4 separate regions of the Homo sapiens genome follow, and regions 1, 2 and 3 are each linked to region 4. Evidence: chromatin loops called from intact Hi-C (ENCODE). Cell type or tissue: endothelial cell of umbilical vein. All regions are shown on one strand. Each heading gives the region's core, and the rest is flanking DNA. Links, peaks and the distances in the headings are about the cores only. Region 1 has its middle 7.8 kb from the start of SUSD6. Region 2 overlaps SUSD6 (sushi domain containing 6). Region 3 overlaps SUSD6 (sushi domain containing 6). Region 4 overlaps SUSD6 (sushi domain containing 6).

The links. Hi-C counts contacts between places; a loop is a spot of excess contacts. Peaks named below come from ENCODE experiments on the same cell type or tissue, not always from the same donor. Only the 100,000 strongest peaks of a DNase experiment are listed, where the experiment ranks them.
Region 1: it touches region 4 in a loop (3-fold over the local background); 99 of 110 quality-filtered maps call a loop at or near these places.
Region 2: a loop joins it to region 4, with 3 times the contacts of the local background. A loop is called at or near these places in 36 of 110 quality-filtered maps.
Region 3: a loop joins it to region 4, with 3 times the contacts of the local background. A loop is called at or near these places in 23 of 110 quality-filtered maps.

Annotation. Positions count from the first base shown.
Region 1 is chr14:69,600,027-69,607,630 of GRCh38, reverse strand. No RefSeq gene overlaps it. Among named protein-coding and RNA genes, the nearest start is that of SUSD6, 7.8 kb to the left of the region's middle. In endothelial cell of umbilical vein, for the core only: a CTCF peak has its summit at 3,873; a DNase peak (open chromatin) is centred at 3,850.
Region 2 is chr14:69,662,899-69,670,502 of GRCh38, reverse strand. All of the region lies in intron 2 of SUSD6 (sushi domain containing 6), which reads right to left. Among named protein-coding and RNA genes, the nearest start is that of SUSD6, 55 kb to the right of the region's middle. RefSeq lists enhancers at 2,448-2,507, 2,578-2,697, 3,128-3,367. In endothelial cell of umbilical vein, for the core only: no CTCF peak of the experiment used is centred there; a DNase peak (open chromatin) is centred at 3,622.
Region 3 is chr14:69,647,428-69,655,031 of GRCh38, reverse strand. The region is part of intron 1 of SUSD6 (sushi domain containing 6); the gene reads right to left. Among named protein-coding and RNA genes, the nearest start is that of SUSD6, 40 kb to the right of the region's middle. In endothelial cell of umbilical vein, for the core only: no CTCF peak of the experiment used is centred there; DNase peaks (open chromatin) are centred at 3,401 and 3,871; H3K27ac peaks cover 359 bases.
Region 4 is chr14:69,714,544-69,721,844 of GRCh38, reverse strand. It overlaps SUSD6 (sushi domain containing 6), which reads right to left. Exons shown (of 6, transcript NM_014734.4): 6 at 6,701-7,301. Among named protein-coding and RNA genes, the nearest start is that of SRSF5, 49 kb to the left of the region's middle. In endothelial cell of umbilical vein, for the core only: a CTCF peak has its summit at 4,724; DNase peaks (open chromatin) are centred at 4,994 and 5,574; H3K27ac peaks cover 2,581 bases.

The sequences.
Region 1 (7,604 bases), core at 1,813-6,812, 110 kb after region 4:
ATTACAGGCGTGAGTCACCACACCTGGCCAATTTCCAGCACAAATCTTAATATTCTGCTCTAAATCTAGGTGCTGGAATATGGCATGGGGGTTAGATTAGTCCCAGTTGGTGGTGAGTAGAATAGCCAGCCATCCCAGTTTGCCTGGGACTAAGGGGATTCCTGGCACATGGGACTTCCAGTGCCAAAATTAGGACAGTCCTGGGCCAATCAGGATGAGGTAGTCACTCCTATGATAAGAGTCAGGAGGCACAGTATTCCTTTCATCTCCCAGGAATATAACAAGGAGTGTGTGCCTTTACTGCTTGCAGGGCAGGACAGAGGAGTTTGGCTCTCTGAAAGTGAGAGAAAAGGTTCAGAATAAGTACATGGAATCTCAGTTGCTATGGTTATTACATACAATAGTAGTAATGACAGCTACTATTTACAAAGCACCTACTGTATGTCAGGTGCTTGGTAGGGACTTGATACGTGTAACCTCTAATTTTGGCAACAGTCCTCCAAGTTAATTATCATTAACACCATTTTACAAGCAAGGCTTAGAGAGATTTTTTTTTTTGACATATCAAAACCACATAAGTATGTATGTTGCAAAAGCAGAATTCATTCTTGTTTGTCTGTTCCAAAGGTCACACTTTCCCAAATAAACCATGTGCTTCCTCCCACCCCTAATAAAAATAGCAAATAAAGATTGAAATTGTCCTCATATATCTCTTGCTTTTTAAAAAAGTGCTTTTTTGCATACCAGCTAGTTTTTTACAACATCCCCATAAAACGAAGAGACATTATTGTCCCCAATTTTACCTATAAGGAAGTTGAGGCACTGAAAGGTTGCTAGCTTGTCTGATCTCATATAGAAATTAGCATGAGTTTCATGTTTTGATTCAAGATTCCTTGGGCAGCTTTCAAAGCCCTGTGAAGGTAAACCCATTTGACCCCAGAGGAGGTGGAAGGTGAGGCCACCCTCACCGCAGAATGTCAGAGTCCAAAATGGGTGGGCTGTACAGGGCTAGGCCAACAGGAGCTGAGAAGCAACTCCCACTCCAGAGGAGGAAGATCTAGGCTCAGGAGGTTATCTGAATTTGTGAGCCTGCACCATCACCAGGGGCAACCCTTCTTGCAGCTTGTCAGGAGCCTGTGAGAGCCAGGCTTGGTGACGCAATCCCTGCAGGCCACTGGTCGGAGGGAGCTTTGTAGAGGTCAGAGTTCAGGGCTTAGATCTGGGCTATTCACAGCAGCAGCTATGATTCCCTATCCACCCCAACTCTGACCCTAGCCTTAGAAAATGTGCACTTGAGGCTGCCCAATTAGCAGATACATATAAGAGGGCAACCCAGCCCCACCTGCTTTTCTGAAGCATGTCTTTGACAACATTCTTTCCCTAATACAGGTCAGGTTAACTGGTAAAAGTGTTGGCCCCATTTTTCACACAAGGAAAAGCCAAGGTAGAAAGGGAGCATCCACCTGCTATGTCTCCAGATGGTATCCCAGTGGAAGATGAATGAATATCAGATCCCCCCCACCCCTGGTGCCAACCAGCCTGATGACCTGCTGCTTGCCCTTTGCCCAAGGGCTGGGCAGTGACTCTAGGAGACAATCTGCAGGGAGGAAGGAAGGGACTGGGGATAGCCTAGGGCCTGAGGCCTTTCTAGACAGAGCCAGCCCACAAACCCCTCCCACATACACACACACACACACACACACACACATATACACACACACACACCTACACACACACACAGCTCCTGGTCATTGGACACTGTATTCCCTCCCTGATGGTTCATTTTCATGTGATTTAATGGTGAGAAGACAGAGCTATATGATTGGCCTTGCTAGCTCTGAGCTGCCAGTGCATAGAGGAATGGAGTTGCTCCCTCCTTCAGACTGTCTGGGGAGGCAGGGATAGGGCTGTGAAGCTCTGGCAGACACAACACCTCAGAAGGTTCTTGGCTCCAGGACTTGTTGGCTGGATCAGTAGGGTCAGTCCCTCTTTTGGCTGGCCAGGGACCTTCAAAATCAGGGTATTTTGATACCTCCAAAATCAGGGTATTTTGAAGGTGCTGATGATGGACCCCAAGGTGCAGCTTTGCCCCCAGGCATGTCAATGAATCCCCTGAAAAAAGCTCCAATACATTAAATATGTACTGTCTGCCAGATACTTTGCTAGTGGCTCCACATACATGATTTTATTTAATCCTTGCAATAGCCTCTGAAATAGGTATTAATACTATTATCTTCATTTTGCATATGAGGAAACTGAGGTACATAAAGTTTAAAGATGAGGCCAAGGCCACAGTTACTAGTAGCATGTCCTGCTTCTTAGGGAATACAGCTGTAATTTGCACTGTAAAAACCAAATGTGATTTTTAAAGGGGGACCAGAGCAGGTTACCTGCAGTGGTGTGCTGAAGAGTGCTCAAACTGTCAAGAATCAATTCTAAAATGTTCAAGATTTTTGTAAGCTAGTTGTTAAACACAGCCTTTGTTAAAAATTAAATTATGGCCAGTAGCAGTGGCTCACGCCTGTAATCCCAGCACTTTGGGAGGCCAAAGCAGGAGGATCACTTGAGCTCAGAAGTTTGAGACCAGCCTGGGCAACAGAGTGAGACCTCTTTACAAAAAATACAAAAATTAGCCAGGCATGGTGGCACACGCCTGTGGTCCCAGCTACTCAGGAGGCTGAGGTGGGAGGATTATTTGAGCTCGGGAGGTCAGGACTAAAGTAAGCTGTGATTGTGCCACTACACTCCAGCTTAGGTGACAGAGCAAGACTCTGTCTCAAAAAAAACCAAAAAAATTAAAAATTAAAAAAATTAAATTATATATATGTAAAATTAAATTATAGTTGTTAAAGTAATAAATACTCAAGTTACCACTTCCTAATTATTAATTATTTTACTACATTGTATTTTTTTACTTTTTCTGCCTCCCTTCTCTTACATTATACTCTTATCTATGCTTTCAAGTTTATTTACATCTCTTATGAAGTACTACATCATATTATGCCACTTCTCATCTCTTCTCAACTCCACATTCAGTGACATCACATTGATAGTTTGAAATCAGATACAGTGGAAGTATTTACACCACAGAAATTACTAAATATAAATCAGCTCCCACCTATAGAACAAGTTGCTAAACATTTACAATTGAAATGTGAAACATTTACATCTGGAAAACTGAAAGCTTCCAGCACCAGGGTCTGTAGCAGTAGTGGAGGAGGTGAACCCAGGGCTAGCTGAGCTCACCAGCAGAGCCAGCAGGGTTAGTGGGTGCAGGGCACATGTGGAGTATCTCTAGGAGGCAGCCAGACCCCATAGTCTCCATTTTACAGGGAAGGTGAGTTCTGAGGCCAGGTGAGAAATGTTTGATGCCTCAAAAGTGTGTCGGTTCCAGCTGGGTGCAGTGGCTCATGCCTGTAATCCCAGCACTTTGGGAGGCCAAGGCGGGCGGATCACCTGAGGTCGGGAGTTCAAGACCAGCCTGACCAATATGGAGAAACCCCATCTCTGCTAAAAATACAAAATTGGCCGGGCATGGTAGCACATGCCTGTAATTCCAGCTACTTGGGAGGCTGAGGCAGGAGAATGGGTTGAACCTGGGAGGCGGAGTTTGCAGTGAGCCGAGATCATGCCATTGCACTCCAGCCTGGGCGAAGAGCGAAACTCTGTCTGAAAAAAAAAAAAAGTGTGTCGGTTCTATTTGAGATGCACTCCACCTAGATGCACCATAAAGATTTCTTACTTTCCATATCCCCCAATAGAGTATGTTCTCCAGTTACCAAGGGAGATGGAGGGACAGGAACCTGAGAGGAAGCCTGCCTGGAAGAAGGGGGCTGCTGGTCCTCAGTCCCTTGTGAATGCCCAGCCTCTAGTGGTGGGATTAAGAATGCAGCCTCTGCCCTCCAACCTTAGGTCAAGACGCTCAACCAGAGTCTCCCTCCACAGAGTACCATCATGGCATTTCCCAGCACAGAGCACAGGACAGCTGGGACAATCCTTGTGGGACAAATGGACGATGGACAGAAGCATCTGCTTCCAACAGGAGGGTCTCAACCATCCCCTTAGAACCTATGCCCCCTTTGGATAGTATTTTATGACATCCCCCATTCCACTACCATGAAATGAAAATCATAGCATAATCTGCCTACACACATAATTGCAAAAAATAAATGCATGCATAGGTTCACCAAAAGACACGTACAAGAATGTTCACAGCATCATTATTCATAATGGCCAGACACTAGAAACAACACAAATGGATATGGTATGTCCACATGATGAAAACGAACAAACTTCTGCCAGGCACGGTGGGCACAGTGGCTCATGCCTGTAATCCCAGCATTCTGAGAGGCCAAGGCGGGCAGATCACTTGAGGTTAGGAGTTTGAGACCAGCCTGGTCAACATAGTGAGACCCCGTCTCTACTAAAAATTCAAAAATTAGCGGGGCATGGTGGCGGATGCCTGTAGTCCCAGCTACTCGGGAGGCTGTGGCAGGAGAATCGCTTGAACCTGGGAGGCGGAGGTGGCAGGGAGACGAGATCGCGCCACTGCACTCCAGCCTGGGAGACAGTGAGACTCTGTCTCAAAAAAAAAAAGAAAATGAACAAACTTCCAATTCACACAACAACATGGATGAATCTCACAAATACGATTTTGGCTGAAAGAAGTCAGACATGAAAAAAGCATGCATGTATGTTTCCATTATATCAAGTTCAAAGGTAGGCAAAATTAATTTAAGGTGTTAGAAGTAAGGAGAGTAGTTACCTAGAGGAGTTGTGACTGGGTGGCACCATGAGTTGGACTTCCAGGGTATTGAGAGTGTTCTGGTTATGAAGGTGTGTTCATTTTGCAAAAATTCATAGAGGTGTACTCATAAGATTTGTCCACTTTTTTGAAGTATGTAGTTATTCAATAAAAAGTTTACTTAAAAAAAAACAATCAATCAATACAATGCCCTAACTGTAATATAAAAAAGAAAAGGCCGCTTGCACCTAGAGTCAATTCATAGCAATTACAAATGCAGACAGATGTAGGTGTGTGATTTTAGTGATGCAAATGCCTTCAACAATGTCGCTATTATGTTCTGATATGTTCAGCTCTTGGTAAAATGCTGAAAAATAAAGCACATTTTTCCTGTAGTTGTATTCTTTTTCTTTCTTTTTTTTTTTTTTTTTCTGAGACGGAGCCTCACTCTGTTGCCCAGGCTGGAGTGCAGTGGTGCCATCTCGGCTCACTGCAACCCCTGCCTCCTAAGTTCAAGCAATTCTCCTGCCTCAGCTTCCCAAGTAGCTGGGATTACAGGTACCTGCCACCACAACCGGCTAATTTTTGTATTTTTAGTAGAGACAGGGTTTTGCCATGTTAGCCAGGCTGGTCTCAAACTCCTGACCTCAAGTGATCTGCTCGCCTCAGCCTCCCAAAGTGCTGGGATTACAGGTGTGAGCCACCACGCCCAGCCCCTGTAGTTGTATTCTGATCATTATAACAGGGTTTTTTGTTTGTTTATTTATTTGTTTTCCCTATAGAAACATCTAGTGGAAGGCATACAAGAGTCTATGACTTTGTATAGGCACACAGGATGGTTCTATGCTGTGTAGGGCTATCTATTGCAGACTGACTATGCCCCCTTGTCTGTGAAATGGGAGTGACAGCAGTACCTGCTTCATAAGGCTGTTGTGAAAATGAAATGAATTCACTTCAATGAAGTGCTCAAAACAGCAGTTGGCACACACGAGCACAAAATAAGTGCTTGATATTATTTGTATCATCCTGGGCCCTACCCACTAAATGCCAATGGTGCCTTCATCGTCATAACAACCAAAAACACTCCCACAGATGTCCAAACAGCCTCTAGGGTTGACACTGCCCATAAAGAACCATGGCTTTAAACCTACTGGATGAACAGTACTTACACCAAGTAGCAGTGCTATTCATTGATTCATTCATTCATTCGCTCACAAAGCAGTCTGTGCTGAGGATTGCTTTGTCCAGCTCCTGCCCTCAAGTTTCTGAGTAGGGAGATAAACGTGTCCACAAGTAATAACACAGTGTGATAGTGTTTACATAGCCCAGAGGTAGCAAAGTGTCTCTCAGGCTCCAGCCCCCGGCAGAGGGGTTTGATCTACTTTGTGGTTTGCTTTCATTTATTATTATTATTATATTATTATTATTATTATTATTATTATTATTAGAGATGGAGTCTTGCTCTTTCGCCCAGGCTGGAGTGCAGTGGCACGATCGCGGCTCACTGCAACCTCTGCCTCCCGGGTTCAAGCGATTCTTCTGCCTCAGCCTCCCAAGTAGCTGTGATTACAGGCGCTCGCCACAACACCCAGCTAATTTTTGTATTTTTAGTAGAGACAGGGTTTCGCCATGTTGGCCAGACTGGTCTTGAACTCCTGATCTCAGGTGATCCACCTGCCTTGGCCTCCCAAAATGCTGGGATTACAGGCGTGAGCCACCGTGCCTAGCCATTGCTTTCATTTTTTATTTAGTTGCCAGTATTTGAAGATGAGAAGATTTCATGCATTAAAAAGTCCAAATTTCCTGCTTCTCTTGAAAAATCCATCGCTTTGTAAACATCAGTCCTGCATGTGTATGGTCAGGAGACCTGTGTTTGCCACAGCCCCCACCTGACCTTCATTTAGTTTTCCTACCAGGTCTCTGCAGACCCTGGGGCTTCAGGCCATCTCACAGGTCTGTCTCCTGATAGCTACGGGAACTCAGGACAACTAAAAGCTTCCAGAAGGGGCAGAAGAGTTCCAAAGACTCAGTGCAAGGCAGATAAAGTGGGAAAGGGCTTTCTGGGTGGAAGGAGTAGCATATTCAAAGGTCTATGCTACAAGAGCAGTGGCATGCCCAAGGGCCATTCCCTCATTCATGGAGACACTTGGCAGAGTCCTTAGGCCCACTGCAGCAGGAGGCCAGGGGTAAGCTAAGAGACAGGCCCGAGCTTTAAAGTTCCCAGGTCTAACACCAGCCTGCTCTCCTGCTCTGCACACTGCTTGGCAGAGGTACAAATTCAAAATAAAAGTGAGTTCCAGGGCTGAGGTGCTGTGGGACAATACTCACAGTCTCCTTGCACCTGGGACAGCCCTAAGAGATGAGCCAGAGAGTGAGGGAAGTAGCAGGAACAGCCTGGTCCTTAGGTCTCTGCAGGGCTGACTTAACGTGGTAAGAGTGAAGGGGCAGGAAAGGGCTCCCCTCACTTCTGAAACATATCATTAGGGATGTGCATCCCCTAGCTCAGTGCTTCTCAAACTTTTATGTGCACATGAATCACCCAGGGACCTTGTTAAAACACGGTAGCTCTGAAGTGGAGCCTGAAAGTCTTCATTTCAAACAACCTACCAGGGATGCTGTGCTGTTTGTCCAAAGACCACACTTACACAGTCGCTGGAGCAGGGTTTCTCAACTGCAGCAGTATTGTGTGGGATAAGCATTTGTATGGGCTGTCTTGTACCTTGTAGGATGTTTAACAGCACCCTTGGCCTCTACCCATGTGATGTCGGCAGCAGCCCCCAGTAGTAACAAGAAAAAATGACTTTGGGCCGGGCGCAGTGGCTCACGCCTATAATCCCAGCACTTTGGAAGGCTGAGGTGG
Region 2 (7,604 bases), core at 988-5,987, 50 kb after region 4:
GATCTCAGTGTAGACTTCTCTCCCTCAGAAAAGCCTTCCATGACCAATTCAAGCTGAGTCAGGAGACCCCCTAATGAGTATTCCTGTGTAGTGCAGTACTTTCCTGATTATAGCATGTATCACATGGAATTGTTCTATTTTCAGTAGCTGGCACAGTCTTGGCATTCAGCAGGAATTCAACGAGTACCTGTGGAATAAATCAGAGTGCTAAACCATAACTCTGCATTCCTCCAGTGCAGAGCACAGTTCCTGGCTGCTGCTGCCCTCCTCTCACAGGCTTACTACATATGATTAACTTCTGTCAAGATCCAGCCTAGTACCTCATCCCCAGAAAGCCCTCTGTGGCATTACATAGCTCCTGCCCACCTTATGTCAACACATACTTGCTTAAGGAGTTAACACTCATGAAAATACAAAACCCAATCTGCCCCACAGCAACCCTACCAAAACCCAGGGTCATTAGGGTTTGGAGCAAGGTCTATAGCGTTCATGTACCATGATGTACAGAACAAAAGGTTCAAGTTCCCCAAAGCTGCAATTACCAGAGGTCATAAAAAGCTGGCCAATCCTTTCAAATCAAAGTCAGTCAAGATTCTAAGAGTTGGAATCCTGCTCCTAGGAAAACCTGTCTGACATCCTCCCAAGAGAAAGAACTACGACTAGGAGCTCTTGTTAATTCCATTCAATAAACACACACAAAGCCCACTCTCCTTCCTTCAGACCCTATTAATTCTAGTGGTAAGAGAGATGGGTGATGTTCCACAGAAGAAGCTAAGTTGGACTTTGAAGGATAAAGAGAAGTATGGGAGGAAAAGGCAGGAGGTAGAATTCTAGCCACAGGAAGAACCAGGTGAGAATAAGCTTGAAGATGTTTAGGGGAGAAGGAGTTGTCCCTTAGCCTTGATCTTTAGAAACAGACGTAGAGGTAGAGGAAGCTGTGGCTGCAAAGGCAGTAGGCAAGAAAGTGAAGCCAAACCCCACCCAAGTGGCACTCTCATGCCCCTCTCTAATGTCAGGATATGTTTACAGCCAGCATGATTTCCATATACATTCCTCCTTCACTTCCCACTGGTAATGAAAGCGTACCTTTCCTCCCTCCTTGAACTAGGCAATTCTTACTCTGCTATAAAGAAATACTTGAGGCCAGGAGCACTGGCTCAGGCCTGTAATCCCAGCACTTTGGGAGGCCGAGGCAGGTGGATCACGAGGTCAAGAGATCGAGACCATCCTGGCCAACATGGTGAAACTCCGTCTCTATTAAAAATACAAAAATTAGCCAGGCATGGTGGCACATGCCTGTAATCCCAGCTACTTGGGAGGCTGCGGCAGGAGAATCGTTTGAACCTGGGAGGTGGAGGTTGCAGTGAGCCGAGATCGCGCCACTGCACTCCAGCCTGGCGACAAAGCGAGACTCTGTCTCAAAAAAAAAAAAAAAAAAAAGAAAAGAAAAGAAAAAAAATACTTGAGACTGGGTAATTCATTAAAAAAGAGATTTTTTTTTTTAACTGGCTCACGGTTCTGCAAGCTGTACAGGAAGCATAGTGGCATGTGCTTCTGGGGAGGCCTCAAGAAGCTTTCAATCATGGTGGAAGGCAAAGAGGGAACAGGCACATCACATGGTGAGAATGAGAACGAAAGGGAGAAAGTGGAGGTGGGGAGGGGGTGCTACATATTTTTAAACCACCAGATCTCATGTGAACTCAGAGAGCTCACCATCAAGGGGATCGCCCAAGCCATTCATGAGGAATCTGCTCCCATGATCCAAACACCTCCCACCAAGCCCCAACTTCAACACTGGCAATTACAATTTAACATGAGATTTGGTAGGGGTATACTTTCTTTCTTTTCCTTTTCTTTTTTTTTTTTTGAGACGAATTCTTGCTCTTATTGCCCAGGCTGGAGTGCAGTGATGCAATCTTGGCTCACTGCAACCTCCACCTCCCAGGTTCAAGCGATTTTCCTGCCTCAGCCTCCCAAGTAGCTGGGATTACAGGTGTGCATCACCACGCCCGGCTGATTTTTGTGTTTTTAGTGGAGACAGGGTTTCACCATGTTGGCCGGGCTGGTCTCAAACTCCTGACCTCAAATGATATACCCGCCTCAGCCTCCCAAAGTGCTGGGATTACAGGCATGAGCCACTGCACCCAGCTGGGGATATACTTTCAAACTATATAACTCTTCATCACCTAACAGGATCCACACTGGGTTCGAAATCCTCACCCAAGCTAAAGGTAGCATACTCTGCAACGTACTCTTCTAGGCAGGTTGCCTGGGCCCTCTCTTTTCTCCACAGAAGAGCCCCACCACCTGCATCCCTGAGGCATGAAAACACTTTCACGTGCTCCTCCACTTCCTCCCCAGAAGGCTGGGGACAGAATACTATGAGGAACCATCACTCAGTGGGAAGCCCCCACACACTGCTACTGCTCACTGGGCCCTGGACTTGCTCCTGCTTTCCTCACACAGAGGACAAGCCATGATTCTGGATCATCCTATGGGGTAAACCCACCTATGGAGTACCTTTCCCACAATGCGTGTGTTGGATCTACTGGGATGATCACTGGCCTGGCTGTAGCAAAGGAGCAACATAAAAAGGATTTTGTCTCTGTGTTCAACGAGCTTATATGCAAACACATATGGAATCAAGAACAAAGAACAAGAATCAAAAACAAAGAGCAAAACCAAAGAAATAAAACCGAAAGCAGTGTGTACAGATATCAAAGCTCAGAGAGGTGTGTGAGAGGTATAAAACAGAGAGCCACACAGCCTACTGAAGGGCTCCAGCTAACTTCATGGGCCGCTAATCAGAAACTGAGCAACCGCCAGGCACAGTGGCTCACACCTGTAGTCCCAGCACTTTGGGAGGCTGAGGCGGGCGGATCACAAGGTCAGGAGATGGAGACCATCCTGGCTAACACGGTGAAACCCCGTCTCTACTAAAAATACAAAAAAAAAAAAATTAGCTGGGTGTGGCGGCGGGTGTCTGTAGTCCCAGCTACTCGGGAGGCTGAGACAGGAGAATGGCGTGAACCCAGGAGGCGGAGCTTGCAGTGAGCCGAGATTGCACCACTGCACTCCAGCCTGGGCGACAGAGCGAGACTCCGTCTCAAAAAAAAAAAAAAAAAAAAAAAAGAAACTGTGAGCAACCATGCACAGTTATCAAGGAGCCTTAGTGGGGCTGCACTGGCTGAAGACTCCACTGGGTCATTTGCAATCCAGCCTCTGGATCATAATGAGATCAACAGGGAAAAAGAGAAATCCAAGACTTTTCTCCTATCTGCCACCAAACCCCTCTGTGCCTAGACCAGTGCTCAGGAAACACTGACAGGCTGATCCTCATACCCACTCAGTCATAGTCTAGTGTGCAACAATCCCAATGACATTCTCTGGTGCCTCTTACCATAGCCAGGGTCAACAAGGCCGAATCATCAGAAGCCAAGCCAGTGACAATAAACACAAAGGTCCCGCCCTCTCCCAAGGAGACATGTGTCTACTACATGGGAAGAATTGATCAAGCCCTTTGTATTTCATAGAGTGTCACTTGTTACTCAGAATAACAAAGGATGAAGCAGAATTATTTTATAGCCCTGTTTTTACTTGGTCATAACTTCCTGAAACACATTTTGTGCCCCCTCCCCACTGAAATACCAAAAATACTTTTGTGATTTAAAAAGAATGAAAAAAAAAACTTGGCCAAGAAATCTTGAAGACAATCTGTTTACCTTCCCTGCACTACTTCCCAGAATTTTGGATGACTAAACAATTCTCCTTTAAAAGATCTGGTTACTGGCAAAGCTAATAAGTCAAAGAAGTTAAACAAGAAAAAAATCTCCATCACCAGGGATGCCAATAAATCTAGGTAGAAAGGGGCTCCTAAAAGAAGAAATACCAATATAGCTACGAAAAGCAAGAGGAAGCAAAAGGACTACCAAATGGGAAAAAGATATTTCTTATTTTTTAATTCTAATGTTATATTCTCCCAGTTGTGTTTTGGAATCATGTAAAATGCAACCTTCCAATCACATCACTGTGCTGACGAAATAAAAAATGTCTTTAAAAGAACAGATCCTTGGCATTCTCATATTTAATATGTAAAGTTTCAAAACTGACTCCAAATGTTCCTAACAAATAGCATCCCTGAGGAATATCAGCTCTGAAATACCAACAGGGTAGCCTCCCTGAAGAGAACAAATAGTTCACAGTGAGATCACTTAGCTGATCTCACTCCAGCACCAACATCTCAGAAGGGCATTTACCACTCTTTGCTACTCGTCTTCATGTATGGGAAACCAACATGTGTTATTTGAGAATTTAGGGACTCAGAAAACCTCACGAATATCAAGGATCTAACTCTACTCAGTATGCACTGAATTGATTCAAACAGAATCCAAGAGATATGGAAGAAACAGGGAGCACGTTCCAACCTGAGTCTGTCTGAACCAAGCAGCTGTGGTGTCATAAAACCAGAAGTGTGGAATGATATCAATTGGTGCTAGGATCTGATCTTCCAATATGGGAATATTTATTTGTGTACCGAGCAATGTTCCAAATGCCTTACATATACTATCTTATTTGATCCTCACTACAATCTTATAAAGCAGACATTATCATCCCCATTCTGGTGAAATACAGACAGTGAAGTCACAAAAATTATCCAAGGCAACACAAGCAGCAAGGAATGCAAGCAGTATTCAACCCAGACAATCTGACTCCAGAGTACATGCTTTTCATCAGACTATGCAGTCATTCCAAAAAACAAGGTGAAGAGTTGAAGCATAATGGTACCTAGATATAATACTCAGTTATACTCATGATCTCAGTGGCTCCATGAGAGCTGCAGGTGGTATTTACTATTTTGAGGTGTACATGAATTGAATCCCACTCCACCTCATAAGAGACAGCTATGTGAAGAAATCCTAGGGACAATCCTGTTCTTAAAAAGTTATAGTCAGTCAGGTGCAGTGGCTAATGCCTGTAATCCCAGCACTTTGGGAGGCCAAGGCGGGTGGATCGTTTGAGCCCAGGAGTTCAAGACCAGCCTGGGCAAACCCAGCAAAACCCATCTCTACAAAAATATTTTTAAAAAACTAGCCAGGTGTGGTGATGCATGCCTATAGTCCCAGCTACTCAGGAGGCTAAGGTGGTGAGGCGGGAGGATCACTTTAACCCAGGAGGCAGAAGTTGCGGTGAGCTGTGACAGAGCCACTGCACTCCAACCTGGGCAACTGAGTGAAACCCTGTCTCAGAAAAAAAAAGTTATAGTCACACCCTCATCTTTCAGTGAATTCGGATTTTCATGTGTTAAATTAGCTGAAGATGAGGTCGATGAACAGGGCTGGAAAGAAGTCAGCAGCCAGGGAACTCCTCATTCACATTGCACCATGGAAACGTTATCTCTAAATGTTTCTGTCCCTCTGGGCCCCAAAGCTAAATCTGAGGCAGGCCAAGGTCTCTCCTGATCTGATCCCAGTCCAGGCAGCCAGGCACACCAGCACAGGCCACCTGGAAGGGCTCCTCACACCCTCTGCAGGCTCCCACTCCCAAGTGATGCACTGCACTCTTCCAGTGGGTAAGAAGTGGTGAGAGGTGTTCATCTGGAAACCTACCTAGAATCATTGAAGACTGAGTGTTAACCCTAATTTTTGTTTTATTAGCATCCTGTGCCTCTCTTTTGCAGAAAGTCGGGTAGGTAAGAAGAATAACCTCTAAGCTGGCAAGTTAGCAGGGTAGTGGGGCACCATTGCTCAGCAGATGGAATCTGTGTTTAATGAGGACTTTAACCCAATAGGGACCCAGTTACGTGGACTCTGGGTTTCTTTTATTAGAAAGTTACAGTGCGAGGGTGGTACCATGTGTTGTCAATGTTTTAAACATGGCACAACAATTAGTGTGCAGAGGGTAATTTCTCAATGCCTTTTCATGACACTAGGGTTCATCGAGAACTATAATGACCCATCCAGCCTCCTACCATAATCTCTAAGTTTTTTTTATAGTCACAGGTAATTACACCATGGAGAGATTACATCACTTTCATCAACAGGGTTTGCAGCTGACAGGAAGATGCTTTGCGGATGTTTTGGGAACTATATCCTCATTTAGCAAACTATTTACTACGTCCCTATTGTTCCTTTCCAAGAATAGAACCACCTTGGCAAACCTTGTGCCTAAACTGGAACCAAACAACCAAGAGCCACTGTAGATGAGAACAGAAACAACCACAGAGGGCCAGGCGCAGTGGCTCATGCCTGTAATCCCAGCACTCTGGGAGGCCGAGGTGGAAGGATCATGAGGTCAGGAGATCGAGACCATCCTGGCTAACACTGTGAAACCCCATCTCCACCAAAAAATACAAAAACATTAGCTGGGCGTGGTGGCGGGCGCCTGTGGTACCAGCTACTCGGGAGACTGAGGCAGAAGAATGGCGTGAACCTGGAAGGTGGAGCTTGCAGTGAGCCGAGATCGCGCCACTGTACTCCAGCCTGGGCAACACAGTGAGATTCCATCTCAAATAAAAAAAAAAAAAAAGAAACAACCATAGTGGGAAACATGGTGACCCAGAGATGACTCTTGTATCCTTTTTATCCATCAGGAGAAAACATCATCTCTTTCTTCCTCCATCAGAATAATTTTCTGGAGGCTGATCTGAGCACTTCAAACAGGAAATACAAAAAACAGGTCTCAGTGAAGCCTGTCACTCAGCACAGGTAGCGTGGCTCCCAGAAAAGACCATAGGCAAGAGTCAGACATACTGAGCACAAATCCCAGCCAGCCTCACCACTTAAAATCATCAGTTTCTGAACAAGTTATTGAACCTGTCTCTGGTTCAGTTTCTCCTTTATAAAATGGTTGCACAACTGCCTAGCTGGGGTGTTCTGAGAGCTTTATATGGAACGATAACAGAGCCTGACACATAAGTGATGCTCTATACACATTAGTTTCCCATTTGTTTTCTCCTCTCAACTCAGTGTACATTCTCTCTGACTCGAGGGTCCTTCCAAGATGAGGTGAGCCAGGGCCACCTGCCAACATCTCTCTGCTACAGGCTAAAGCCAAGTCATCTCCCAGAGAACCTAGTTCTCAACACTTTCCATTTTCAATGAAAACTAACTGCCTGGCTTTCTGTCATGTAGAAATGCAGATGGCTGTTTTCCCTGCTATTCTAAAATTGTTTTAGGTGATTGTGTGATGTTTAACACGGCCTAACATGTCATGGCAACATTTTAAGGGGAAAAAAATCAGAAACAAGTAAAATACTGAGTTTGTTTAGTAAATAAGCTCAGGAAAGAAAGAGAATGCAAACAAAAACTTTTTATGAGTCAGCAAGCCAGTTGGATTAAGATCAAACTATGCAAACATGAGCTTTCTGGAAAGCAATGGGGATTCCTGAAGTAAATTAATCCCTCCTTACTGGTCAAATTTGATAACTGCTCCAAAAATCTCTTATCCCCAACTCAAACAGTACTTTGCACCTTAAGTTTTGTGTTTCAATGACAGCAAAGAATATCAACTGCATAAAAAGTCTACTGCACCTTGTAACTCAACAGTAGGTCACATACCAATTCTGTTGTTGTTATTTGGGAATTACATCACACACTTCATTTTAT
Region 3 (7,604 bases), core at 968-5,967, 65 kb after region 4:
CACAAGGTGAGGAGTTCAAGGCCAGCCTGGCCAAAACGGTGAAACCCCGTCTCTACTAGATATACAAAAATTAGCCAGGTGTGGTGGCGGGCACCTGTAATCCCAGCTACTCAGGAGGCTGAGGCAGGAGAATCGCTTGAACCCAGGAGGCGGAGGTTGTGGTGAGCCGATATTGTGCCACTGCACTCCAGCCTGGGTGACAGAATGAGACTCTGTTTCACACACACACACACACACACACCAAAAAAAAAAAAAAAAAAGAAATTGGTAACTAATGGTCGCCTTCAGGGAGGGGAACTGAGTGGTTAACGGGGAAGGAGAAAAAAAATTTTTAACTGCATATATTCCCTTTTACTATATTGAGTGTTGTACTTTGTACATGTATTATCTATTCAAACAAAATGTTAAGTTAATGTAGCAAGGCCTTCCTATAGACCACTTGTCTCCTCTCTCAACAAACTGCCATTAAAACAAATCCCAAAAACCTAATTGCTCCCTCTACCAGGAATAGAGTCATTTTAGGGGCTCAGCACAAGGGTCATCTAGAGGAATTCTTTCCTGACACTTCACACCACACCCACCTCCAACGTAGAAATGACCCCTTCTTACCCTGCTATGACTGTACCTTTAACAGGTTATTGTATCTATTTGTTTATCTGTCTCACCACACCAGGCTGAGACTTCCTTGAAGGCAGGGACAGTGAATTACTCAACTCGGAATCTTCAATAGCCAGCACAAGGCCTGGCATCTGACAGGCAGGTAGCAAAGGTCTGCCAAAATCATGAATACTGTGGGGAGGAGCCGGTATGGAAATGGAGCAGACAAGATGTACATGTATGAGTTCCTGATCAGTTTTAGGTTTTTTGTTTGTTTTTGGTTTTGCTTTGCAGGAATAGCTGGCTCCTCCCTTACTGCTTAAGCAGCTACCTGAGTCGAGGAACCAATTCCATCCTGAAGCCTAAGACGGGACAGGTGCAGAACAGACGGGGTGATGGAAATGAGGGCTTTGCAAAGAAAAGATAAATAGAAGGTAGTCAGTGGGGTGTTTATATGTAAGGCTAGGCCAAGGGTTACTGCTTCAGAAATAAAACAGAGGAAAGCTAACCCCTAAATCTCCAAAGTATTGCCCAGAATGGGAGAACCCAGCTACTGTGGAGAAAGGGCCACAGTATAAATCTAATCATTTTAAGAAATAATCTGCCTTGAATATAGAATTTAAAAAAACAAGACTTGTCCTTGGATTGTGGCTTTAGTACACCAAGCAAAAAAAAAAAAAAAAAAAAGTTTCACTAGGTATTCATTATCCCTAGAGAAATACTGAGGCTAAAACTTTGTTTAAACAAAAAGAATCCATTTCACTTCAGTATTCCTTTGGCATGTTAGTGACTACTCCTCCTAATTAAAAAAAATTATCACTGAAGAGGAACCTAGAACTAAGCATCAAGTTCAAAACTAGCACTCGGCCATCCTCACAAGGAATATCACATCTGAACTTAGAGCTGAGACAGAGGAGAGGGCCTCAATGACTCAGTCCCACCTCCGCCACCAGCCAGGGAGCTGGTCATGAAGGCTCTCTGCCTTCTGTTTCCACATCTGAAAAAGGCTCTAAGGCCACAGAATTCTTCACCGCTTCTACCCTTCTCTTGCTGTAATCCATCTCTTACCCCAATAGCCGGCTTTCCTCTTCAAAACACAGGTAAGGAGAGTCACCGTTCTGATTTTATTTCTTGGGAACTAGTGCTGCTGCCCCAACACCTGGTGGTAGCAGGAGGCCTCAGCTCGACCGTCAGCCCCAAAAGGGCAGCCTCTCCCACCTCTGTAAACCTAGAATATCAACAGCTGGGTGACTGCCCTACTGAATGTGATGTCGTGGACACTCACTTCCTGTCCGTAAGTTCCTCCAATGAGGAAGAAAACTGCCCTCAAGCCACAGCTCTGACCTTGAGGAAGTCACTTACTTCATCTCTGCCCCTGTTTCCTCATTTGTAAAATGGGGCTGTTACTTGCTTTGACTATCTCCGTAGACTCTGTTGAGGCTCAAAAGGAACAAAATATGAGGAAATGCTTTGTAAACTAGAAACACCTGGGGCTTATGTTTATTGTCTTAGCCAGAAGCCAAGACAGCAGAGGGCTGAGAAATGATGACACGCACGGTGGGCTTCTGGTAAGGGCCTGCAACACAAGCCCAAAGTTCACATGGTTTACTTGCTTGTTGTTGCCACAGATGCTTCCAAGTTAACCCAAGAGCCTGCTAATAAGTTTAAAGGTGCCCTGGAGTCACCTTCAAAAATGGCTCTGGCCTTGGGAGGCAACAGCAGCAGCAGCTAGGGCCAGCCAGGAAACAGCCAGGGCCCAGATCTCCTCAGTCCACGTGCCTGGGGCCCACCCCTGCTGAGAATGCCATAGTCCTGCTGAAGGTGCAAGGTCATCTCACACTATCAAACACTATCAAACACTTCTCCTAAAGGCAAGAGGGGTCTGATTCAGTCAAGCGTGGCTCCCAGGTGCTGCGTGGGTAAAGTCAGACTCCGTTTACATGTAATTTTTATTTTTATTTATTTATTTATTTATTTTTTCCGAGACAGAGTCTCACTCTGTTGCCCAGGCTGGAGTGCAGTGGGAGTGGCACAATCTTGGGTCACGGCAGCCTTTGCCTCCTGGCTTCAAGTGATTCTCGTGCCTCAGCCTCCTGAGTAGCTGGGACTACAGGCGCACGCCACCATGACTGGCTAATTTTTGTATTTTTAGTAGAGACAGGGTTTTGCCATGTCAATCAAGCTGGTCTCTAACTCCTGACCTCAAGTGATCTGCCTGTCTCGACCTCTACATGTAATTTTTAGAACAAATTTTTTCCTAAACCATGGCTCCTCTGTCCATTAGTTAAGAGAGGGAACTGGGATGATAAAACCAACATAAATCCTTTTCTTGCCTCAGACTAATCTAGACAGAGGATAATGGTAGTAGTGGTGAGAGTCCAGAACAACAGAGTTTATTCCTTTAATTAACTATGTTCACCAACCTTGATCCTGCCACATGATGAGAAAGGACAAAGAACAGTTCCAGAAACATGAACAGAAATTAACCCGCTAATTACATTTCAGGTTGTAATGATAACAAGTCCTAACACTTTGAAGTCCAAAGTTCCCCAGAGGGGTGTGATAAGTAAGAGAAATGACTAATACAGCCAAAGCTGCCCAGGCCCTTCCTTAACCTCTCTTTCTTCCCTGCAACATCTCCCCTCTGTACTCCTACTCACCCTGAAATGGCCAGGCTACAGTATCAAAACATATCTAAACACTTATTGGACCTTAATGCCTCCTACCCCCCAAAATTCAGTTATTTATAGATGCCTTCTATCTTCTCCCATTGTGGATCAATGGATTCTTCCAGTCCTACTAACTTCTATATCTTCCCCTTTCCTTTTTGCCACTAACACTTGAGTGCTTCGACAGCCACATATTTTACCGGACTCTGACATCCTTTCAGGCCAGAATATTAACTTATCCATTTCCTTTAATCTCCAGCTCCTACTTGAAAAGGCAAACATCAAACTCCTGTTAAAATCACACAGCCTCCAAATCACAAACATTACCCTCAGCTTTCCTCTTAAGCCACCTAAGCCATTACACAGTGTCAGAGGTTTTTTTGAATTGCTTTGATATTCCCTGCGCCCTTGTCTTCCACCCCCAGAATTGCTCACATCATCTGGGCAACACGCTTTCCCCAACTTCAGACAACAGGAAAGCCAGCAGACACACTACCACCCCACCTAAGTCTTCTCTTTAACAAGTCTCTAGCACCTAACAGCAGGATGACTGCAGCAGGGACCTGATCACAGGACAGGAGGGACAGCCTAGGTCCTAGCCACTGAAAAGCGGTTTGGCCTCAGGCAAGTCAGTGAGTCTTTCTGTCTCAGGGGTGAACCTGGATGATCCCCAAAGGACCTTTCAGCTGTAAGAAAACTGGAATGTCTTCTAGGGAATAGGAGGGGCCCAAAAGTATTTCCTCTAAAAAGTAAGTCAACACAGGCTCTGACTGGAAGGAAGCAACATTAACTCTATCCTCATTGTTCTGACTGAGCAGCACATTCCCCTACATCTTCCCAAGACGGATCCCTACCATCCATATCCCTCTGCATTGCAGCAAACCCAGGACAGTCCACTTTCCCTTTAGGGTTTAATCAATCCATCAGCACATTTGTATGGACTATCCGTACACAGTGTTCCTAAAATGCTTTCAAAAAATAACACATCTTAACAACAACAACAACAACAACAAAACCCAGCCTCTGCACACTGCAGAGATACAGGGGCCCAGGGAGAAAGGGAGAAAAGATGCAAGAGAGAAGGCAAGAGAGAACAAATAAGACCAGACAGAAAAAGAGGGGGGAGGAGGCAAAGTGCCTGTGAGCAGGAACAAAGCCTGTCGTAAGTTCCTGACCTGAAGGTAGGAAACCCCTTCTCCAAACCCAGCTTCAACATGACTGAGGGGCCAACCTTGGACAAGCACTTTGCTTCCATGCCTGTTTTCTCATCAGTAAAACAGAACACTTGAACTATGTATCTCTCAGGGAGGCCAGTATCATGGAAAAATTATGGCAGATACTATCAATTGGGTGGTCTAGGGCAATTGGGTGGTCTAGGTACAGTCGCCGTCTGTAAACTGGATAAATGATACCCACCTCATTGGGTTGCTGTGCAGTGAAATTAAGACAAACGTGAGACATGTAGGACGATGTATGAAACAGTGGGTGCTCAAATTCATGCTGGCTAAGCCCCTTCCTGTTCTAACAGGCCGTGACTGACCCCCACTAGACTCCCCAAAGGGCACTGTTTCAGCTGGTTTGGAAACACTGCCTGAGACTAGGCTCAAAACACAATGTTAGTTTAGACAAGAGAACAGCCAACAGGTTAAACAAGTGAGCCTCCCACATTCTTTCCCATCAAATTCTAAAAATTTTTTAAAGCACTTAGCACTACCTCCCCTCCAAATTAAACAGCTATTGTTTGTGACTATCCTAAAATAATATTAGTTTCTGGCAGACTAAGGGAATATACACATACACACACTCATTACCTCATTAAATAGGTGGAATTAGCCCCATTTTACAGATAAATGGAATTCAAGAGGCCTGGAAGTCTTTCCTCCTCCTGCTTCCCTAATAGGGCTCCCTGCTCTTTTGTTTTCCAAATAAAAGGTCAAGCTTAGTTCCCATCTTAGTTTGGGGAGAATTTCTCAGTTCAGCCCAAAGGCATGGAAGGCTCTTCCAAACCCTCAGCATCCCTGCCTGGACCAGGAATAGGACAGTCAATCATATCCCTCCCCGAAGGCCACTCACAGTTATTTAACTTTTGTATGCTGCATTTCCGCAGGTAATAAACTCCTGCAGAGACCACCAATTCTCTGCCCCCAAGTGCTCAACAATACTTCTCGAGTGAATGAGAAAAAAAGATAAACTCACAAGATATAATTTGTATAGAAAAATACAAAATGGCAAAATAACAGCATGTATAAAACAAGAGGGAAAAGATTATATAAATCCTGAAATTTTGGCCAGGTAGCAAAACAGATGCTTGGCAGAGGCGACTGTAATTGGTTCCTAGACCCTAGAGATATATCTCATGTGTCATCACATCTCTCTGCTTGGTTCCCATCAGGGCTGAGTGGAACAGGCTTCAATACCCAGTTGGCAAATAAAGTCCGGGAAGCCGATTTGCTAAAGCTGACTTCTTAGGGCTCTGTGTCTCCAATGACTATACTGCAATTCAGCTAATATTTACTGGCTGTCTTCTATGCAAGGCTTGGGTGATCATAGAGATGAATTGGGGCACAGTTCAATTCTTACTCTCAAGGAATTCACAACTTACGTGAGAGGAATTATGTTTATCTATATAACACTGTCAAATTGTTACTAGGGCCCCAAAGAAGGTTTTTTAAAAAGTGCTATGAGAACACAGAGGACACAGGAACAAAGACTTCTGATGGGAGTAGGGAGAAGTGAAAGAGAAAGCTTTGAGTTGGACCTTGAACCCATGCACAAATTTAGAGCTCCCAGGACAGTGTTTTGCATGCACAGTGCTACTTACAAAGAAAGATAAAGAAATGGAAGAACAACTCACCAAAAGGATGGCAGAGAGAGGAGGGAAAAAAAACTTAATTTTGTCTGCCTACAGTCACTGAATGCTGCTGTCTGGTAACAAAAAATGTCTGTCTGTCTATATACCTTCACTCAAAGAATGTTTAGGAGCTAAATTTTGGTATTCCGAGTACTTACAGCTATGCAGGAAACACCTCCTCCAGGTCAAAAATAGCAAACCCTAGAGAGCTGGCTGATGCAGTTATGTTTACTTTTTACCATCTCTGTGGATCGTTTTCCAAAGGCCTGGGAGTGGGATGGTATAAACAGGTCTGTGTCACTTCCTGGTTCTCAGGCCTTCTGCTACATTCCCAGTCAGTCTGGGAAAGCTGCCTATTTAAAAATAAACTTTAAAAACTCACCAAAAACCCCAACTCTAAACCATCCTTCCCTCTATTTCATTCAATTTTACTGAAATTAAAAGGATAGTGAGAAATAAGACAAAAATGACCAGAGAAAGTGAGTTCTCAGGTCAAAACAAAAAATAGGTGCTCAACTGAGCTCAAGGTCAAGAGACTTGGATTCTACTTGTGTTTCTCCTTTAACTGGAAAACTTGACCTTGAACAAGGAGGCTGCTTCATCTCTCTGCGTGATAGCTACTTCAGCATTCTCTTTACCTCAATGTAGTTATCCAAGCTTTCCGGACCTCTATTTCCTTTCTATAAAATGGTACTTAATAATGCCTATCTCACAGGGATATTTTAAGTATTATATGGGGAAATATATATAAAGTACATAGCATAGTGCCTGTGACTTAGTAAGTCATCAAAAATAGTAGTTACTATTATATTCATCACCATCTATCATTATTATTGTCATCATCATCTGAAAATGCAGGGCTGGACCAGACGATCTCTACTTGAAGAGCTTCTCTGGTTCCAAATCCTGATATCCTGATTCTTTATTTTTTTTTTCCTGAGATGCTCTGTCGCTCAGGCTGGGGTGCAGTGGCGCAATCTCGGCTCACGGCAACCTCTGCCTCTCGGGTTCAAGTGATTCTCACGCCTCAGCCACCCGATTAGCTAGAAGTACAGGTGTGCGCCACCAAGCCCGACTAATTTTTGTATTTTCAGTAGAGACAGGGTTTCACCATGTTGGCCAGGCTGGTCTCAAACTTCTGGTCTCATGTGATCTGCCTGCCTTGGCCTCCCGAAGTGCTGGGATTACAGGCGTGAGCCACTGTACCCAGCCCAAATCCTGATTCTTTAAGTCACTTTCTCCTTTTTTCCTTTTTTTTTTTTCCAGGGGGTTGGACAGCAAGAAAAGGGAGATAAACTTGGCAAAACGGTTAAATACACATCCTCAGCCTTTATGTTAGAAATACTAGCATACAATTAGGACATCCATTAGTGAGTGAAATGGGGCATATTACTTCCCCCAGCAGAAAAGCTTTGCCTATTTCTTGCATTAAATCCGTAGCATTGTGGCAAGTTCACCAACACACTATCTGTACTCCCATGAGCACC
Region 4 (7,301 bases), core at 2,302-7,301:
TACATTGTAATTTTTTTTTCGAGACTGAGTCTCTCTCTGTCGCCCAGGCTGGAGTGCAGTAGCGCAATCTCAACTCACTACAACCTCCGCCTCCCAAGTTCAAGTGATTCTCCTGCCTCAGCCTCCCAAGTAGCTGGGATTACAGGCATGCGCCACTACACCTGGCTAATTTTTTTTATTTTTAGTGAAGATGGGGTTTCACCATATTGGCCAGGCTGGTCTCAAACTCCTGACCTCCGGTGATCTGCCCTTCTTGGCCTCCCAAAGTGCTGGGATTACAGGCATGAGCTACTGCGCCTAGCCCTATGTTGTAATTTTGATGGTTGTGGGCCGAATTGCCCTCCATAGACAATGTACCAATTTACACTCCTACTAGATACCTTTAAGCCTTTTCTTTTCCCAACCTGAGGTGAAAAAATATTATTTCTGATGTTTTAATATGTATTACTCTTATCATAAAATAGCACGTTTTTTGAATGTTTCTAATAAAAAATAGAAAAAGTTAACAAGGAGAGAATGTTGTAAATGGGTGTAACTTCTGTCTCTCATTTTCTGCCCTATGGAAAACAATAAAAAGGGTCAAAACACGTCTGCATTGGAATAGCTGCCTGGCTGTTGCTGGCAGGAACTTAGTTATGAGTTGTGGGTGTCCTTCTGTTGTCCACCTGGAAGAACAAGTGCATTGGTGCTGTCCTGGAGACTTGAACGGCTCATGTGATTTCTCAAAACGCCTCCTGCAGTCAGCCGGCAGGAGCTGGCTCATGGTAACCAAAGAGTCAGCTATGCTCAGTGCTCTGTTATTGTGGGGCATAGGCTCCAGGACAAGAAGACTTTGGACACTTTGGGTGTCCTGGAATTTCCTTCTTGTGATTAAAATAATTAAAATGTAGCAGTCTAACTCAGAGAAGAAAGGCATCCCTAATTTGAGCAGATCTTAAGACAATTATATGTTAGGTTAAAATTGCCCATATCTGAACTTTTTTTCAACCTGCAAAAATGACAGTTTCATGTGGTTCATGTTTTAGATGTTGGTACACTTGGCCGGGCGCAGTGGCTCATACCTGTAATCCCAGCACTTTGGGAGGCCGAGGTGGGCAGATCGCTTAGGCTCAGGAGTTCAAGACCAGCCTGGGCAACATGGTGAAGTCCCATCTCTACCAAAAAAAACACAGAAAATTAGCTGGGTGTGGTGGTGGGTGCCTGTGGTCCCAGCTACTCGAGAGGCCAAAGCACGAGAATTCCTTGATCCTGGGAGGCAGAGGTTGCAGTGAGCCGAGATCACACCACTGCACTCCAGCCTGGCAACACAGCAAGACTCTGTCTTAAAAAAAAAAAAAAGATGCTTGTACATTTGCTTCTATGGGTCTCTACAGCCTGAAAAGTCCTCTTCTTCCCATCCCACAGCCCCTCATTTACTTACTTCTCTACGAATAATATCGAAACACAACAATTTAGACCCAATGCGAGTGGCACCTTTCCGGGGAATCTTTGTTCATACCCTAAAGAAATTAGCTCCTTTCTCATCACTACCAAGCACTTTTCAGGGTGTATCATTATAGGTTTGTTTTTTGCTTCTTTGTTTCTTTCAATTTTAAGTTGTGCCTTAAGTTTTAGATAGCTGTTTAATCTCTTTCTCCCCTATTGGTCTACAAACTCTTTAAGGGCAAAGACTGGCTCTTGTTCATCACTATGTTCCTAGAACCTAACACTAGGCTTTGTGTAAAGTCCTCAAAATGAATGAATAAATAAATAAAAGTTTGTTGAATGAATTAGCAAACAAGTCAGTGAATGAGGATTGCAGCAGGAATGGGGAATGGCCGTCCCAGAGAGAGGCTACAGCACCAAAAGTCCCTAAAAGTCTCTGGACCCCAGCTGCTCAAGGCCCTCAAGAGGCCAACCCCAGAAGCCAGGGCAGCCCCCACGCTGGGTGCATTTGTGTTGAGCCATAGTCTTGTCGCATACCCCAGTCCCTTCAGACGCTGAGCCCTGCTGACACGCTTCATCTGCAATAGGCTGCCTTTGCTGCAGGCAGGGCTACTTACTCCCACAGAAAACTCTGCTATGGGGAAGTCCATGCTTGCCAAAACCTCTGCAGGAAGAACCATAGAATCATCTACTCCCCCAGGTTCAGAACAGTGTATACTGTCCCAGACAGCCTGCTCAGGACATTCCTAGCTTGTGAAATTTCCTTTTCTAGGGGCACTGGAGCGTCACAGGAAATGCCGAGCAGCTGTTTGCCTCTTGGGTGTGGGATTGGATGGTCCCCAAGCCCGGTAATGCTCCTTCATCACCAGGCAGCTTGGAGGATGAACCTAGGCTCAACTTGGGAATGTGTCATGTCTCACCCCAGGTTCACAGCTGATGAAATTCCCTTTTCAGTAACAGAAAGAGAAAAGCCTGGCAAGTGCCCCCAGCTCTAGTCCCAAGGAGAAGTGGGAAGACCTGAGAATACAGAGCATTCTCCTCACCTTTCAGAAGCAAGGCCCAGGGAGGAGACAGGGGCTGCCTGGGTCTCCTGGCCTTGCCTGATCTTTCCAGGGACCCAGAACCCATCCTGACTGCTGAGACTGCTGAGCATCTGGGACTGCATTTTGCTAAATGGCTTGGTGTCCTGGTTTTGGACATTGCTGAGAGGGATTCTTGGGCAGGATAGTAGGTGTGAAGGGGTCAGGTGATCAAGAACCCAGGGAGAAAAGCTGGGGAGTAGAAGAGGTGAGCAAGTGAGCAGCGTGAGGTGAAGAGGCCAGGAGTGGCACACCTGAATTCAAACCGCAACTCAGCTGAGGATGCATGACCTATGTGGTCTTGGACTGTACTTGAATCTCTCTGAGCCTTACTGTCCTCACCTGTAAAAAGGGTAATGACATCTGCCTTGCAAGACTGGCTGAGTTGATTGATTAAAATAACACCTCTCTCTCTCTGTCTCTTTTTTGTTTCTTTGTTTTGGAGACAGGGTCTCACTCTGTTGCCCAGGCTGGAGTGCAGTGAAGCAATCATAGCTCACTGCAGCCTCAACCTCCTGGGCTCAAGCAGTCCTCCCACCTCAGCCTCCTGAGTACCTGGGACTACAGGTGCAAACCACCTCACCCGGCTAATTTTTAAAATTTTTTGAAGAGATAGGATCTTGCTCTGTTGCCCAGGCTGGTCTCAAACTCTTGGCCTCAAGTGATCCCTCCCACCTCGACCTCCCAAAGTGCTGGGATTGCAGCCATGAGCCATTTCTCCTGGCCTAAAATAGTATCTTTAAAGCACCTTACCCAGTCCCGGGAACCTATTAGGTGCTCAGCAAACATCACGGAAGGTTGGGGAAAGGGAAGCTGTGTGGTAAATGTCCTGTGGAGCCAACACTCCCCCACGTGCTCCCCACCAGACCAAAGTCCCTATTGGGGCACAACTGCATTTGCTGCTGTCGCCTCTCATCTTGAAGACAGACCGTGAGACCCACTCTGTATGCAGCTTGGCTTCTGGGATCACTTGAGTGGGCAAGGTTGGGACAGTGCCATTTCCCCCACCCTGGGCCGCTGCTGGGAAGGCAGACCAGCCAGCTTCTACCATGGACTGGGCCACTCAGAATCTCCCTGTGATCCCTTCTTCTCATTCCAAGGCCTGTGGAGAAAAGAAGGAGTCTCCTTTCAGCCGGGCCTTCCCACTACCAGAGTGGGGGATTCAGCAGCAGTGCCTCTGGCCAGCCAGAGTCTCACTACCCTTGCCTCTGAGCTCCCTCCTCTCCTGCCACTTCCAATGCAGGGGAAAGAGGCCGCCTGTCACCCAGTGAGGTGGAAGCAGGTGATAAACAAGGCAGCTCTCTTCCTTCCCTAGTCTCCTCTCCATAGTCTAGGCTGCAGATGGGCCACAGCCTCAGGTTGAGATCAAGACAGGAAGGAAAATAAAGTGCTGCCCCAGGTCTTGAACTCTGGGAAGTATTCCCTATTCATACTGGGGCTCTTTTCCTTGCCTCCTGCCCAGCCCTGATCTGAAGGAACTAGGAAAGGAGTGAAGAGCTTCTCAGAACTTCCCCCAGACACCTAGGCTGCCTCAGGAGGTGATATGGTTTGACTCTGTGTCCCCATCCAAATCTCACCTTGAATTGTAATAATCCCCACATATCAAGGGCGGGACCAGGTGGAGGTAATTGAATCATGGGGACAGTTTCCCCCATGCTGTTCTCATGATCGTGAATTCTCACAAGATGTGATGGTTTGTTTTTGTTTTTTGTTTGTTTGAGACTGAATCTCGCTCTATTGCCCAGGCTGGAGTGCAGTAGCGCAATCTCAGCTCACTGCAACCTCTGCCTCCCGGGTTCAAGCGATCCTTATGCCTCAGCCTCCCAAGTAGCTGGGATTACAGGCATAAGCCACCAGGCCTGGCTAATTTTTGTATTTTTAGTAGAGATGGGGTTTCACCATGTTGGCCAGGCTTGTCTCGAACTCCTGACCTCAGGTAATCCATCCCCCTCGGCCTCCCAAAGTGCTGGGATTACAGACATGAGCCACTGTGCCTGGCCGATGTGATGGTTTTATAAGGGTCTTCCCCCTTCGCTTGGCACTCATTCTCTCTCCTGCTACCCTGTGAAGAGGAGCCTTCCCTCATGATTGTGAGTTTCCTGAGGCTTCCCCAACCACGCAGAACCATGAGTTAATTAAACTTCTTTTCTTCATAAATTACCCAGTCTCATGTTATTTCTTCATAGCAGCATGAGAATGGACTAATACAGGAGTTTGTCCTCAGGTGTCGCTCTTCCTTCCAACCTCTCCAGGAGCAGCATTCAGGGCCAAGGGAGCCACGGTGACTCTAGCGCAGTGAGTCATAGGTGTTCAGGATGCAGAGGGAAGTTGTGTTGGAGAACAGGATGGGGCTGGGCTCCAAAGCCAAGCAGAAGAGAGTGGACTTGCTGAAGATGGTGGGACAGGGACACACACTGGACCTGGACTAGGGGCTTAGAATTTCAGCCCAGCTCTGCCACCAACTAGCCATGTGGTCTTGATCAAATCAGAGTACAGCCATGCACATCAGTGCCCTCGTCTGTAAAACTGGGCATTTGAAACAAATGACTACTGAGGGTTTGTGGTTTATTTTCTTTCCTGCTCTAAACAATAAAGCAAGACTCATGAAGAGTTTCTGAGAAAGAAAATGATGTCATTCAAGCCAGGTCTTGGTAGAATTAGCCTGGAAGTGGGGTGCTGGGTGTTGAATCAGCTGCGCATTGTGGCTTAAGCCAGTGGGGTTTTCTGTTCTTGCAACATAAAGAAGCCTGCATGCTGTGGGCAGTGTTCTTTGAGGCAGATATTAAGACACTGGGCTGTGAGACAATCATGTTTGAGTCCCAATTTCCATCATTTCAGAGCTGTGTGACTTTATAATAAAGCTTCGCTACACTATTTTGAGCCTGTTTCTTCACCTGCAAAGTCAGGGTTAATCAGAATGCCCACCCCCTGGTGCAGCTGCCAGATCTGGAGTTACTGCAGGCCAAGAGCCTAGAAGGGCGCCTGGTACATACGGAAGCACTCAGTAGACGCTGGCTTGCATCAACATGAATCCTGGCATGCTGCCAGCTATCTTTTGCTTTTGGCTTCCCTGAATGCATTCCCACCATTTCTCCCTGTGTTCCTGCCCTCCTCACTGCTCCTGCCCACTGAACTGCCGGCAATGCCTACTGTTGCCATAGTTTCCCCAGATAAATAGAATGCTTCCCTTATTTTAACTTGGACCTCACTGCCTTCTTCCTGAAACCCTTGGTGTTTTGGGAGCCATCACCACAGTTCCTTCTCTCTTCCCGTCTGCTCCAAGACATCTGCCCTTTCCAGGAATATAATCCAAAGCCTTCCTTTTGTGAGCTCATTTCAAATGTGCTCCTTGCCACACTGAAGCTGTGGTGGCTTTCTGCCCGGTTTGAACCTCCCTTTGCTGTTGTCCCTCCCTTGCCCAAGCACCCGCACCCCACCATACTGAAGATTTGGTGGTCAAGACTCCTGTGTTTTGTTTTTTTTTTTTTGAGACAAGAGTCTTGCTCTGTTGCCCAGGCTGGAGTGCAGTGGTGCGATCTCGACTCACTGCAAGCTCCGCATCCTGGGTTCACGCCATTCTCCCGCCTCAGCCTCCTGAGTAGCTGGGACTACAGGCACCTGCCACCATGCCGGGGTTTTTTTTTTTTTTTTTCTGTATTTTTAGTAGAGACAGGGTTTCACCGTGTTAGCCAGGATGGTCTCCATCTCCTGACCTCGTGGTCCGCCTGTCTCGGCCTCCCAAAGTGTTGGGATTACAGGCGTGAGCCACCGCGCCTGGCCAAGACTTCTTTATTTATTTATTTTTTGAGACAGTCTCGCTCTGTCGCCCAGGCTGGAGTACAATGGTGCAATCTCAGCTGGCTGCAACCTCCGTCTTCTGGGTTCAAGCGATTCTCCGGCCTCAGCCTCCCAAGTAGATGGGATTACAAGCATGCACCACCGCGCCCAGCTAATTTTTGTATTTTTAGTAGAGATGGACTTTTGCTATGTTGGCCAGGCTGATCTCAAACTCCTAGTCTCAAGTGATCCAACTGCCTTGGCCTCCCAAAGTGCTCTCCATCCTGGCTCCTCCACCTCTTGCCAGGCACCCTCCCTACAGAGCTAGTGCCTCATCCTTCCATGACCTCCTGCCCACATATGCTCTTTCAATCTAAGGTTTCTGCAAAAACTTTCAGGAAGGATCACATCTCCCAGAATTGCCTTCATAAGAACTTTTTTTTAATTATTTAGAAATGCAGTTATATACATAGAACAATTAAAATTAAATTAAACTTTGTACAAATATTAAAATACTATCTTCACACCCACTGCAATGTACAGGATACCAAAAAATATATATATAAAATAAAATAAAGCAAACCCAAACTGATTGAGTGACATCCTGCACAGAGTCAATTATGAATGTGTTGTTTTAAACCATTATATGAGTACCATTCTGCAAAGGATTCCATAGTGGTGCGATAACCTGAAGAAGCCAGGGCAGGGTGTGGGGACTGCCACACAGCCCACGTACATCTCTCCTCCTTGCTTGGCAACTGAGTGCTTTGCCCCTGCATCCCCTTCTACTAGCTCTGCTGCTTGGCAGAGGGGCTCAACCTTGAGGTTTTCATTCACAATTCTACTAGGGTTTCAACTGGAAATTAAGAGCCATTTCCCAGCAAAGCTGGGCCTGCCACCTTTTCCTCTCTAGGGAACCAGCAACTACACCATTCAGACCAAACATATGCCAAGCAAAATATTCTCCAAGTCCCACCTTGGGGCACCAGTAAGGACTGTCCCTATTCCGAGAGCTGACAG